Linked DNA regions of Homo sapiens: region 1 is linked to region 2. Evidence: chromatin contacts called from ENCODE Hi-C or POLR2A ChIA-PET data. All regions are on one chromosome and are shown on one strand. Each heading gives the region's core, a stretch centred on a gene start or an enhancer-like site at or near the end of the contact. The rest is flanking DNA. Distances are from core to core; before and after follow the strand shown.

Evidence for each region. Hi-C counts contacts between places; a loop is a spot of excess contacts on that map. ChIA-PET counts read pairs that join two places held with the same protein, here RNA polymerase II (POLR2A). Pooled maps may share reads with other maps.
Region 1: a loop to region 2 is called in a map of PC-9, with 7 times the contacts of the local background. The contact joins two enhancer-like sites. A Hi-C loop is called at or near these places in 25 of 168 maps with a recorded cell type or tissue (Caco-2, Calu3, HCT116 and 17 more), 5 of 37 single-sample maps with no recorded cell type and 26 of 50 pooled maps. POLR2A ChIA-PET finds 5 or more read pairs at or near these places in 2 of 52 experiments (OCI-LY7 and WTC11).

Annotation. Positions count from the first base shown.
Region 1 is chr18:9,511,139-9,517,788 of GRCh38, forward strand. It overlaps RALBP1 (ralA binding protein 1), which reads left to right. Exons shown (of 10, transcript NM_006788.4): 2 at 1,853-2,151; 3 at 5,707-6,165. The coding sequence starts at 1,908. Among named protein-coding and RNA genes, the nearest start is that of RALBP1, 39 kb to the left of the region's middle. Within about 2 kb of position 3,078, at least 2 of the 41 ENCODE cell types and tissues checked have a DNase peak (open chromatin) inside an H3K27ac peak, as active enhancers do; they include PC-3 and PC-9, where a contact is called at or near this core.
Region 2 is chr18:9,362,780-9,369,213 of GRCh38, forward strand. All of the region lies in intron 3 of TWSG1 (twisted gastrulation BMP signaling modulator 1), which reads left to right. Among named protein-coding and RNA genes, the nearest start is that of TWSG1, 31 kb to the left of the region's middle. Within about 2 kb of position 1,697, at least 3 of the 41 ENCODE cell types and tissues checked have a DNase peak (open chromatin) inside an H3K27ac peak, as active enhancers do; they include PC-3 and PC-9, where a contact is called at or near this core.

The DNA of each region.
Region 1 (6,650 bases), core at 1,828-4,327, 150 kb after region 2:
CCCCTTTTCATTTTTTTAAGTGTTAGAATAAAGTCTACCCTTCTGACGCTTCCAAGAGTTAACAGTAATTAACCGTTTCTTACATGTTTTCAGAAACTGTGTGTGTGTGTGTGACTTTATAGCCTATTTGGATAAACCATAATTTAATCAGTATTCTATTGATAGCATTTTAGATTATCTTGTTTTTTGTTTTTACAGTACTGCAGTGAATATTTTCTTGCATATATCTTTGCATTTTTGTGAAAGTATATCTGAAGAATAATTTCCTAAAAGCAGAATTCTGGATCAAAGAGAATAGATTTAAAATTTTAATAGCTACGATAAGATTGCTTTTCAAAAAGGATCATGTTATACTTCTACCATTAGTAGGTGTTCTCGTGAGTCTTGTTTCCTCTATCCTTACCATCATAATGGATCTTATATGTGCCATTTTGTACTTTGCCACTCTTACATTAGAAAAGTGATAGCTCATTGTTTAAAAAATTATAATTGAAGTTGAACATTGTTTCCACTCATTTTTTAGCCACTTTTCTGTGAACTGCCTGTTCACATCCTTTGTCTGGTTCTCTTAATTTGTTGCTATTTTCATTAATTTGTTAATAACTCTTTGCTTTTTAAAGAAATTACCTCTCCCAATTTGCAACTTTTTTTTTTCCACATTTGCTTGTCCTTTGACTTTATTTATGGTCTCAGAATTGTCACTTATGGCTTGTGGATTTTTTAAATTGTAAAGTTAACATTTAAAGTGAGTGCAAAGAGAGGCCGGGCACGATGGCTCACACCTGTAATCCGAGCACTTTGGGAGGCCGAGGCGGGTGACTCACCTGAGGCCAGGAGTTCGAGACCAGCCTAACCAATATGGTGAAACCCTGTCTCTACTGAAAATACAAAAAATTAGCCGGGTGTGGTGGCAGGCACCTGTAATCCCAGCTACTCAGGAGGCTGAGGCGGGAGAATCACTTGAACCTGGGAGGCGGAGGTTGCAGTGAGCCGAGATTGCGCCATTGCATTCCAGCCTGGGCAACAAGAGCGAAATTCCATCTCTCAAAAAAAATAAAAAAAATAAATGAGCGCAAAGAGAAAAAGTGATTCTGATAGTATTTCAAATGAATATCATAATGACATTAAAGAGGAATAAGAATTAATCCAAGTAACTTTCAAACGCAGTACTTTGACTGTGTACCTACCATCCTAAAGAAGGGAGAAAATGCAAACAAATTTTGAACTCCTCTTACATTTGTCCTTTGTAGCATCTGTTGTAGTAAAACTATTTTGCATGTATTTTAGGATTGATTAAATGAGGGTTCCTTCATTTCTTTTAGCATAACTGCAGTACAAAAATATAGTTATTATCAATACATGAGCTGCATATAAAATTGCATGCATCGTAGAATCAGTGGTCTGTAATTATATGAATCATTAAATATATCATTTTAATTATAAAATTTAATTATGATGTGAACTGTTCATATGTAGTTATAAAGTCGTCTTTGTAACTTATTTATAGTTGTTTAGTCATAAAGCAAAATAGTAAGATTTTATGTTGGGGAGCAGTCAAAATGAAGCACTTTAGAATGATGAGTGGTTTTTTTTTTTTAAGGAATTCCATATTCTACTTTGAGAACTCTACCTCTGATTTTCATTTGATTTATTTTTTGAATACTCGAAGATCCCAGTGCTTTCAACCCTGAGAACTGAAATGTGTGATGCATGGAATATATCTCGAGACAATAAAATGAAAGAGTTTTTTACAAGGGGGTTTGTGGAGAAAATATTTTTGATTTGTAAATGCTGTGGTGTTTTTGTTCCTTGGTGTTAGGTGACTCTGCTAATGTTTTTTCTCTTGGTGCAGGTGTAATGGATAGGTAACAGAGAAGACCTCGTCCCTTCCTAGTCAGGGCATCAGCATGACTGAGTGCTTCCTGCCCCCCACCAGCAGCCCCAGTGAACACCGCAGGGTGGAGCATGGCAGCGGGCTTACCCGGACCCCCAGCTCTGAAGAGATCAGCCCTACTAAGTTTCCTGGATTGTACCGCACTGGCGAGCCCTCACCTCCCCATGACATCCTCCATGAGCCTCCTGATGTAGTGTCTGATGATGAGAAAGATCATGGGAAGAAAAAAGGGAAATTTAAGAAAAAGGAAAAGAGGAGTAAGTGCCATTTTTTCCTATGCCTAGATATTTTTATTTTATTTTATTTTACTTTATTTTATTATTATTTTTTGGGACAGAGTCTTGCTCTGTTGCCCAGGTTGGAGTGCAGTAGCACAATCTCAGCTCACTGCAACCTCCGCCTCGAGGTTCAAGCAATTCTCATGTCTTAGTCTCCCGAATAGCTGGGACTACAGGCGTGCGCCACCATGCCCAGCTAATTTTTGTGTTTTTAGTAGAGACAGGGTTTTGCCGTGTTGGCCAGGCTGGTCTTGAACTCCTGACCTTAAGTGATCTACCCACCTCGGCCTCCCACAGTGCTGGGATTACAGGCGTGAGCCACTATGCCTGTCCTAGATATATTTTAAATAAACTTCCACTCTAATTACATGTACCAGCTGTCTTCTGGAAACATGTGAAGGCAGAGATTCTTGTTTGACTTTTCTGTTCTTTATTTTTCAGGGTCTCAGTTTTTGTATATTAGAGTTGTATTTTGGGATCTTAATCTCACAAATAAAAATACTGAGTTTCCAGAAATGGAAAAGTTTTCTAGCGGATATTTCCTGAAGTAATAACTCAAAATGATGTCTAGAAAGATATTAAGCTGGCCACAGTGGCTTACGCCTATAATCCCAGCACTTTGGGAGGCTGAGATGGGAGGATTGCTTGAAGTCAGAAGTTCAAGAGCCTGAGAAACAAAAATTTAAACCATTAGCTGAGCATGGTGATGTGTGCCTGTAGTCACAGCCGCTTAGGAGCCTAGGAGATTGAGGCTGCAGTGAGCTATGCTTGCACCACTGTAGTCCAGCCTGGGTGACAGAGTGAGACTCTGTCCTCTCCTCCGCTGACGCCCCACCCAAAAAAAGGTAGATACTGGAATTTTCCCCTTAAGGCATCTTACTTTTCTTGGGTAGGTCGTGTTCGCTATTTGGGATACACTTTTTTGGAACCTTCAATAAAGTAGCTATTTATCTTAAGCAAATACCATGATACATTCCATTTGAGGTCCTATTCAGTAGGGAGGATGAATCATTTGAGCGTGGCTTTTTAGTATGTTAAAAGCAAATAAAGTGAGTTATGTTAAGTATTCCTTATTTTGAACTTCATGACATTTTAAATTGATTTGTTTTTGAAGAATTACACAGAGTACACAAATTGTATACAACTTGATGAGTGGGTATGCCTGTGTAACCACTACAAGGATCTGGAAATAGAGCATTATCAATTTTCTTTTGTGCCTCTTTAAAGGGAATCACCTACCCCTCCCATAAGTAAACTTCTTTTATTGTTGATTGATGCTGCCTGATTTTAAACTTACGCATACTTCTATTTGTGTCTAGCTTCTTTTACCCAATATTATATGTTAAAAGTAAAACTTTTAGACAAACTAAATTTAATGGGTTTTTTTTCTTTTGTGTTTTTATTTTGAGACAGAGTCTTGCTCTGTTGCTCAGGCTGTAGTGCAATAGTGTGATCACGGGTCACTGCAACCTCTGCCTCCCAGGTTCAAGTGATTCTCCTGCCTCAGCCTCCCAAGTAGCTGGGATTACAGGCACCCGCCACCATGCCTGGCTAATTTTTGTATTTTTAGTAGAGACAGGGTTTCACCATGTTGGTGAGGCTGGTCTCAAACTCTTGACCTCAAGTGATCTGCCCACCTCAGCCTCCCAAAGTGCTGGGATTACAGGTGTGAGCCACCCTGCCTTGCCAGTTTAACAGAGTTTAATTGAGCAAAGAACGATTAGGGAATCCAGTAGCCCCTAAACCAGAATAGATTTAGAGCGACTCTGGGGCTGCCACATGGTCACGTAATATTTATGGACGGAAAATGTAAAGTGACACACAGAAAACAGAAGTGAGGTACATAAACAGCTGGATTGGTTATAGCATGGCATTAGCCTTATTTGAGCAGTTTGAACAGTTGCCCCCCTGTGATTGGCCAAAACTCTGTAATTGGTACAAGAGTAGATTACAGTCTGTGTACACATCCAGTTAGGTTACAGTTCCCTATGTTCGGAGAAACCTTTAGGCCAAACTTAAAATACATGAGGAGGCAGCTTTAACCTAACATGTTTGTTAGATTGATTCATGTTATTCCATGTGGCAGTAATTTGTTCATCTTTGCACTAGATATTGTTTCATTGCATTATATGTTAGAGTTTATTAATCTCTTCTACTTTTGTTGCTTGTTTGGGTGGTTTTCAGTTTTTGACTGTTATGAATAGTGCTTCTGTGGTGTACATGTTTTTGTATTTCTGTTATGTTTATGCCTGGGAGTGGAATTGCTCATTTGTAGGCCATGTGTATTTCAGCTTCAGTAGATCCCTGCAAAACAGTCTTCCAGAATGCTTGTACCAGTTTACCTTCTCACCAGCAATGTATGAATATTCCACTTGCTAAAGCATCATGGTATTTTGTCCTTAAGATTCTTGCCATTCTGGTTGGTGTGGGGTACATGGTATTTTAGTTAGAGGGTAACTTAGGAAATAGCTGTTATCTTTTATATAATAGCTTGCAAGGTAGCTAGCTAAGGAAAAGAATTAGGAGAGTTACAGATATTAAAAAAAAAAACAACAAAACCAAACTATGACAACTCTGACATGGTTGGTAAAGCAATTGGGCACATTTGTCAGTGTGTGAAAAACCAGAGGTTTCTGATGCAGGGAAGTGGGCCCAGTGGATTTGGCCACCATCTAAAGATGAGGGAATTTCTCAGTTCAATCCTCTACTTAAAAGAGTCTGCAGTTCCTGCTGCAGTCTCCATAAAGAACTTAGCAGCTGGTGACAGGAGAGTGAAGTGTCATAGGAGAATAACTGAAACACATAAACAGTAGTGCAGTTCGTCATTCTCTGAGATTGCCTAAAGTTATAGGCTAGGCAGCACTTAGCTGGAAAAGCTAGGGTAGGTAAAGTGAACACAGGTTGAGTATCCCTATTCCGAAAATCCAAAATGCTACAAAATCTGAATCTTTTTGAGCACTGGCATGACACTTGGAGGAAATGCTCATTGGAGCATTTTGGATTTCAGATTTTTTGGGTTAGAGATGTTGAACTGGTATAATGCAAATATCCAGAAAAATCTGAAATTTGAAACACTTCTGGTCTCAAGTATTTCAGATAAGGGATACTCAACCCGTAGTATGTTAGAGGACACGACTCACGTGATGAAAGGATGCTCGGTCTACTTTAGAAAAGGATTCATTCCATTAGCCCTCTATGTAGAGCCTTTCAGGTGTATCTCTAATGTTTGGTTTGCCTGAATTCCACTTACACACATATGTAATATAAACCCTGTTTCCCCTCCTAATATTGTAAGGATGGTAACTGCTATCTATTTGTCCCCCTCTTGTGGTCAAGAGATGTCACTGCAACATCTCTTTTTGAGAAGAAACCCATTTCTTTGCTGGGAGTGCCCAGGAGGAATTGGCCAAGAAGTGAAAAGCTAGATTAGCTGGTGCCAGGTGGCACCGTTTTTTGGTTCTGTTTTTAGAAAGCATATGGACAGTTTGACATTAAACAAACATATAACTTATACTGTCTCTGTTTCTTTGGCAGCTGAAGGCTATGCAGCCTTTCAGGAAGATAGCTCTGGAGATGAGGCAGAAAGTCCTTCTAAAATGAAGAGGTCCAAGGGAATCCATGTTTTCAAGAAGCCCAGCTTTTCTAAAAAGAAGGAAAAGGATTTTAAAATAAAAGAGAAACCCAAAGAAGAAAAGCATAAAGAAGAAAAGCACAAAGAAGAAAAACATAAAGAGAAGAAGTCAAAAGACTTGACAGCAGCTGATGTTGTTAAACAGTGGAAGGAAAAGAAGAAAAAGAAAAAGCCAATTCAGGAGCCAGAGGTGCCTCAGATTGATGTTCCAAATCTCAAACCCATTTTTGGAATTCCTTTGGCTGATGCAGTAGAGAGGACCATGATGTATGATGGCATTCGGCTGCCAGCCGTTTTCCGTGAATGTATAGATTACGTAGAGAAGTATGGCATGAAGTGTGAAGGCATCTACAGAGTATCAGGTACTGGGAATGTGCACTTCACTTGATGGTTTTTAATAATAACTTCAGTTTCATTTTTCGAAGGAAGAAAAATTATTGTGAGGAAAATTTGGCCTGGATCCTAAGCCTTATTCATTTCCTTGATCCTACCAGTTGCACAAAAATCCACCCCTCTCCCCAGCCTTTCTTTGGTGTTCTGGCATTTGTTTTTTTAATATTTCCTTCCATTAGGAGGATTTCACGTTAGTTGTTCATAGCTTGCAGCAGCCAGGACTAAAACAAAGTGAAGTATACTGGCAGCATTGCTTAACAGGGCTGCATTCAGACCCTGCTTTTTTTTTTCTTTTGTTTGTTTGTTTTTTTGAGACAGAGTCTCGCTCTGTTGCCCAGGCTGGAGTGCAGTGGCGTGATCTCGGCTTACTGCAACCTCTGCCTCCTGGGTTCAAGCGATTCCCCTGCCTCAGGCTCCTGAGTAGCTGGGATTACAGGCGCCTGCCGCCACACCC
Region 2 (6,434 bases), core at 447-2,946:
CAACTGGTATGCTTCCAGGCTAGTTCTCATTTTTTTAAAAAAAGCTTATTTACCTTTAAGGGTTGGATGTCCAGTTTTAAACTTTGAGTAAGTTCATAATGTAACTTCATCTTTCATTTTAAGTTAAGTTAATCTTTCTACTTTCTAGGATAAAACTGAGATATTCCAGTTCTATTTATACAGCAATCCTCCTCCTTGTAGGCAGCTCTCTTCCAAATTAGGCTCTCTTAACATCCTTTGCAAACCTGCCGCTGCTCCTCCTTCCTAAGTTGAAATAGTCCCCATACTTTTCATGGGTGGGGCACAGACCTCTGAGAGAACACAAATTAGAGTGCAGCCTTCCTTTCCTCTCTCATTCTGTGGACTTCAGCACATACTTTCTCTAGGAAACTTTCCCCTGTGGCTCCCTTGTATAAGAGCTTCTCTTTTCTGATTTTTTCTTAAGGTAAGAGTAACCACCATAGTTGATTTTAATCTTTGCTGTCCAACATATTCCTGAAATCCTGTGGGTTTTGGATCCTAGATCTCCACCCACAAGCTCTTTTTTCTTTTTTTTTACTGTTTTTACTTTTCCAAATGTGCACAAAAATAGAGAGTACAGTGATACGTACTACCTGTTCCAATAGTCATTAATACATTGCCAGACTTGTTTCATCCATTCATCTGTTTGTTGGTATATGTCTCTATCTTCCCCCACAACCTTTTTGTTTTGCTTAGGTATTACAAAGTAAATCATTTCACTATTATCCGTGAAGTCCTTTAGTTATACATCTCAAAAAAAGAGTATTTTTACATAACACAATGTCATTACTATGCCTAATGTAATTAACAGCACATCTTTATTTTATTTTTATTTTTATTTTTGAGGCAGAGTTTTGCTCTCTCGCCCAGGCTGGAGTGCACTGGTGCAGTCTTGGCTCACTGCAACCTCCACCTCCTGAGTTCAAGTGATTCTCCTGCCTCAGCCTCCCAGGTAGCTGGGACTACAGACACACGCCACCATATCTAGATACTTTTTTGTATTTTTTTGTACAGATGGGGTTTCACCATGTTGGCCAGGCTGGTCTCGAACTCCTGTCCTCAAGTGATCTGCCCTCCTCAGCCTCCCAAAGTGCTGGGATTACACATGTGAGCCACCGCACCCGGCCATTTAACAGTACTTCTTTAATATCGTCTAATACCACTCAGATCATACTTAGATTTCACTGATTGACTAAATGTTTTTTACAGTTGTTTTACTCAAATCAAGATCCAACAAAGATTACTCACTGTATTTGGTTGTTAGATTTCTTAAGTTTCTTTTATTCTAAAACAGTTTCTTCTCCCCCTCTCTCCCATCCTTTAATATTCCATTGGCTTTTTGAATAAACTAGTCAGTCATGATTGGTTTCTTCAAAATAAACCACATTCTGGATTTGGTTGATTGCTTCTTTTGGTTATTTAACTTGTTAGTTGGTCTTTTCTATTTCCTATAGGCTGGAAGTTAGATATGAAGGCTTGATTAGATTGAGGCTCAGTTTTTGGGAGGAGGGAACAGTGGTACAGTGTACACAAAGGCAAACAATATCCAGACGTCCTGCTTTTAGTAATGCTAAAATTGATCCCATGAGTTCCGACGGTGAAAGTCTGATCCCTTTGTGATAAAGGTCCCCATCAGCCTTTCACCTGGTGATTTCACCCCTTCTTGATGACCATTGCCTGAGTCAGCTACTTCATTAGAAGCTGTAAAACAGCCAGGTGTGGTGGCTCACGCGTATAATCCCAGCACTTTGGGAGGCCAAGAGGGGGCGAATCACCTTAAGTCAGGAATTCAAGACCAGCCTAGCCAACATGACGAAATCCCGTCACTACTAAAAATACAAAAATTAGCCAGGTGTGGTGGTAGGCACCTGTAATCCCAGCGACAAGGGAGGCTGAGGCAGGAGAGTCACTTGAACCCAGAAGGCAGAAGTTGCAGTGAGCCGAGATAGTGCCACTGCACTCCAGTCTGGGTGACAGAGGGAGACTCTGTCTCAGAAAAAAAAAAAGAAGAAGAAGAAAAGTTGTAGAACAATGATTTTCTATTTTTATCATTACTTCTGCAGTTATTAGCTGGAATTTTTCTGTATAATGTAAATGGAATCCTACACTACTACATAGTAGCTTAAAATACATTTAGAACAACATGAAATGATGAATGATTTAATAATAGACTCTTTAATGGCATTAAGACATTGTAACTTTTGATTCATGTTTAATGTGCATTAAAAGTTGGATTCTGCCTAAGCATGATGGCTCATTCCTGTAATTCCAGCACGTTGGGAGGCCACAGAAGGAGGATCACTTGAGCCCAGGAGTTCAAGACCAGCCTAGGCAACATAAGGAGACCCCATCTTTACCAAAAATAAAAATTAATTAGTTGGGTGTGATGGCATGCACATATGGTCCCAGCTACTTGGGAGGTTAAGGCAGGAGGATTACTAAACTCAGGAGGTCAAGGCTGCAGTGAGCTCTGATTGCACTACAGCACTCCAGCCTGGGCAACAGAGTAAGACCCTGTCTCTAAAAAAATTTTTTTAAATAAATAAATAAATGTTGAATTCTATGGGAAATGTTAAATTAGAAGAAAAAATTGCCTGAGCGCAGTTGCTCGTGCCTATAATCCCAGCACTCTGGGAGGCCAAGGCAGGCGGATCACTTAAGTTTGAGACCAACCTGGGCAACATGGCAAAACCCCGTCTCTACAAAAAATAAAAAATTTAGCTGTGCATGGGTGGCATGTGCCTGTAGTCCCAGCTACTTGGGTGGGAGCGGGGGCTGTGGCAGGAGAATCGCTTGAGCCCAGGAGGTTCAGGCTGTACTGAGCCATGTCTGAGTCACTGCAGTCCAGCCTAGGCGGCAGAGTGAGACTTTAACTCAAAAAAAAAGAAAAAGAAAAAGAAAGGAAAAGAAAAAAACTAGGCCAGGCCCAGAGGCTCACACCTGTAATCCCAGCACTTTGGGAGGCCTAAGTGGGAGGATCGCATGAGCACAGGAGTTCAAGATCAGCCTGGGCGACACAGGGAGACTCTGTCTCTACAAAATAAAAAAACAAAAAATTGACTGGGCATAATGATGCATGCCTGTAGTCCTAGCTACTTGGAGGGCTGAGACAGGAGGATCACTTGAGCCCAGGAGCTTGCGGCTGTAGTGAGCTATAATTGCACCCCTGCACTCCAGCCTGGGTGACAGATCAAGACCCTGTTTCAAAAAAATAAAAGAAAAAATTAATAACTTGTGCCAATAAATAAAACATGGCAAGCATGAACTTTTTCATCTTGAGCCACCTGTTTAGCATGTCGTGGAACACTATAATTCAGTGGTGCACTGTTTGTATAATGTTGATATAGAAATAGCAGATTCTTTATAGTACCAAGATCATTTGCTATACTTAATAAATTGGAAGCATCATAAGCTCCAAGACCAGGCTGTGAAGCCTGCTGAAAACCTGCTTAGCAACCACAGCTTGGCTCATTTTGCCATACCAACTCATAGATCCTAGATGTCGCTGTGGTGAATGGAAGAAAGGGGCACAGGGAAAGAGCCGGAAAAGGTGGGTGGTGTCAGGCAACAGGCACAGTGCCTGCAAAACCCAGGAAAACAGGATCAGACAGCTCTGTGCTGGGAACACAACCCTGGGACAGGCTCTACCACCTAGTGGATCAAATGTTTCTTCCTTAATCCTGCTCTTTGTTAGGCAAATTCCTTGAACTCTGACTTTGAACTCAGGGCTACAGTCCAGTACTAACCTTGACGGGTCTTGGCATCTTCCTTTTGGAACATCCAGGTTTTTCGTTATGACTCTCTCTTGTATCTCAGGTCAGATCTAGATAGATCCGTTGGTTCCTGCATAGAATGGATTTCTGTCTTGCTTCGCTCTAACATGTTACTTTTCTAATATTAAGGAATAAATAGGTGCTAGGAGTTCAAATTTTCTGTTTTCTGTTTTAAGAAAAACTATGCAAATTATTTAGATACATTATTTATTATTATTAATTTTAATTGACAAATAATAGTATATATTTACCCAGTGCAACAGGTTATTTTGAAATATGTATACATTGTGGAATGGCTACATAGAGCTAATTAACATACATTACCTCACCTTTTCTGTGTATGGTGAGAACACTTAAAATCTACTCTCTTAGCAATTTTCTTTTTTATTTTTTCTTGAGATAGGGTCTCTGTCACCCAGGCTGGAGTGCAGTGATGCTATCACACCTCACTGCAGCCGCAACCTCAAGTGATTTTCCCACCTCAGCCTCCCGAGTAGCTGGCACTATGCTACCACACCTCGCTAATTTTTAAATTTTTTGTAGAGATGGGGTCTCAATGTGTTATCCAGACTGGTCTTGAATTCCTGGACACAAGTGATACTCCCGCCTTGGCTTCCCAAAGTGCTGGGATTACAAGTGTGAGCCACTGTGCCCAGCCAGCAATTTTCAAGAATATAATACATTGTTATTAGCTATAGTCACCATGTTGTACAATAGAGCTCTTGAATTTATTATTTCTATCTAACTGAAATTTTGCATTATTTGATGGACACCTCCCCTTTCCTCAGCTCCTGGTAACCATTCTGCTCACCGCTTCTGTGAGTTCAACTTTTTTAGATTCCACATATAAGTGAAATCATGCGGTATTTGCCTTTCTGTGACTGGCTTATTTTACTTAACATGATGTCCTCCAGGTTCATCCATGTTGTAAATCAGGGTCCCCAACCCCTGAGCCATGGACCAGTAGCAGTCCGCCGCCTCTTAGGAACCGGGCCACATAGAAGGAGGTGAACACCAGGCAAGCGAGCGTCACCGCCTGAGCTCCGTCTCCTGTCAGGTCAGCGGCAGTATTGGATTCTTACAGGAGCTCGAACCCTATTGTGAACTGCACATACGAGGGGTCTCAGTTGCATGCTCCTTATGAGAATCTAATGCCTGATGATCTGAGGTGGAACAGTTTCATCCCAAAACCAGTCCTGGTGCCAAAAAGGCTGGGGGCTACTGATAGGATTTCCTTCTTTTTTTAAGGCTGAATAGTATTCCATTGTATATAAAGTGGAATTGTATTTTATATTGTATAAATATACCACATTGTACATATCCACATTTTCTTTATCCATTTTTGGACAATTAGGTTGATTCTCTGTCTTGACTATTGTGAATAATGCTGCAGGGAACATGAGAGTGCAAACATCTCTTTGACATACTGAGCTAGTTCTATTTTTAATTTTTTTAGGAACCTCCATACTGTTCTCCATAATGGTTGTACTAATTTACATTCCCACCAACAGCATGCAAGGATTCCCTTTTCTCCATGCCCTCCCTCTCCAACACTTGTTGCCTTTCATCTTTTTTATAATGGCCCTTCTAAAAGGTATGAGGTAATATCTTATTGTGGTGTTTTTTTTGTTTTGTTTTGTTTTTTTGAGATGGAACCTCACTCTGTCACCCAGGCTGGAGTGCAGTGGCATGATCTTGGCTCACTGCAACCTCCGCCTCCTGGATTCAAGCAATTCTCTGCCTCAGCCTCCCAAGTAGCTGAGATTACAGGTGCCTGCCACCATGCCTGGCTAATTTTTTTGTATTTTTAGGAGAGATAGGGTTTCGCCATCTTGGCCAGGTTGGTCTTGAACTCTTGACCTCAGGATCCACTCGCCTCAGCCTCCCAGAGTGCTGGGATTACAGGCATGAGCCATCACACCTGGCCATTATTGTGGTTTTAATTTGTATTGCTTTGGGCTGGGTGCAGTGGCTCACGTCTGTAATTCCAGCACTTTGGGAGGCTGAGGCAGGTAGATCATTTGAGGTCAGGAGTTCAAGATCAGGCTGGCCAACATAGTAAAACACCATCTCTATTAAAAATACAAAAATTGGCTGGGCACGGCGGCTCATGCCTGTAATCCCAGCACTTTGGGAGGCCAAGGAGGGCAGATCACCTGAGGTCAGGAGTTTGAGACCAGCCTGGTGAACATGGTGAAACTCCGTCTCTACTAAAAATACAAAAATTAGCTGGGCATGGTGGCACACACCTGTAATCCCAGCTATTCGGGAGGCTGAGGCAGGAGAATCGCTTGAGCCTGGGAGGTGAAGTTTGCAGTGAGCCGAGATCATGCAACTGCACTCCAGCCTGGGCAACAGAGCGAGACTCTGTCTCAAAAAAAAAAAATTAGCTGAGTGTGGTGGCACACACTTGTAATCCCAGCTACTCAGGAGGCTGAGGCACGAGAATTGCCTGAACCCAGGCAGCAGAGTTTGCAGTGAGCCAAGATAGTGCCATTGCACTCCAGCCTGGGCAACAGAGTAGACTCTGTCTCAAAACAAACAAACAAACAAACAAATAAATAAATAAAATAAAATAAAATAAAATAAATAATTTGTATTACTTTGATGATTAGTGATTTTGAGAATTTTTACATATAC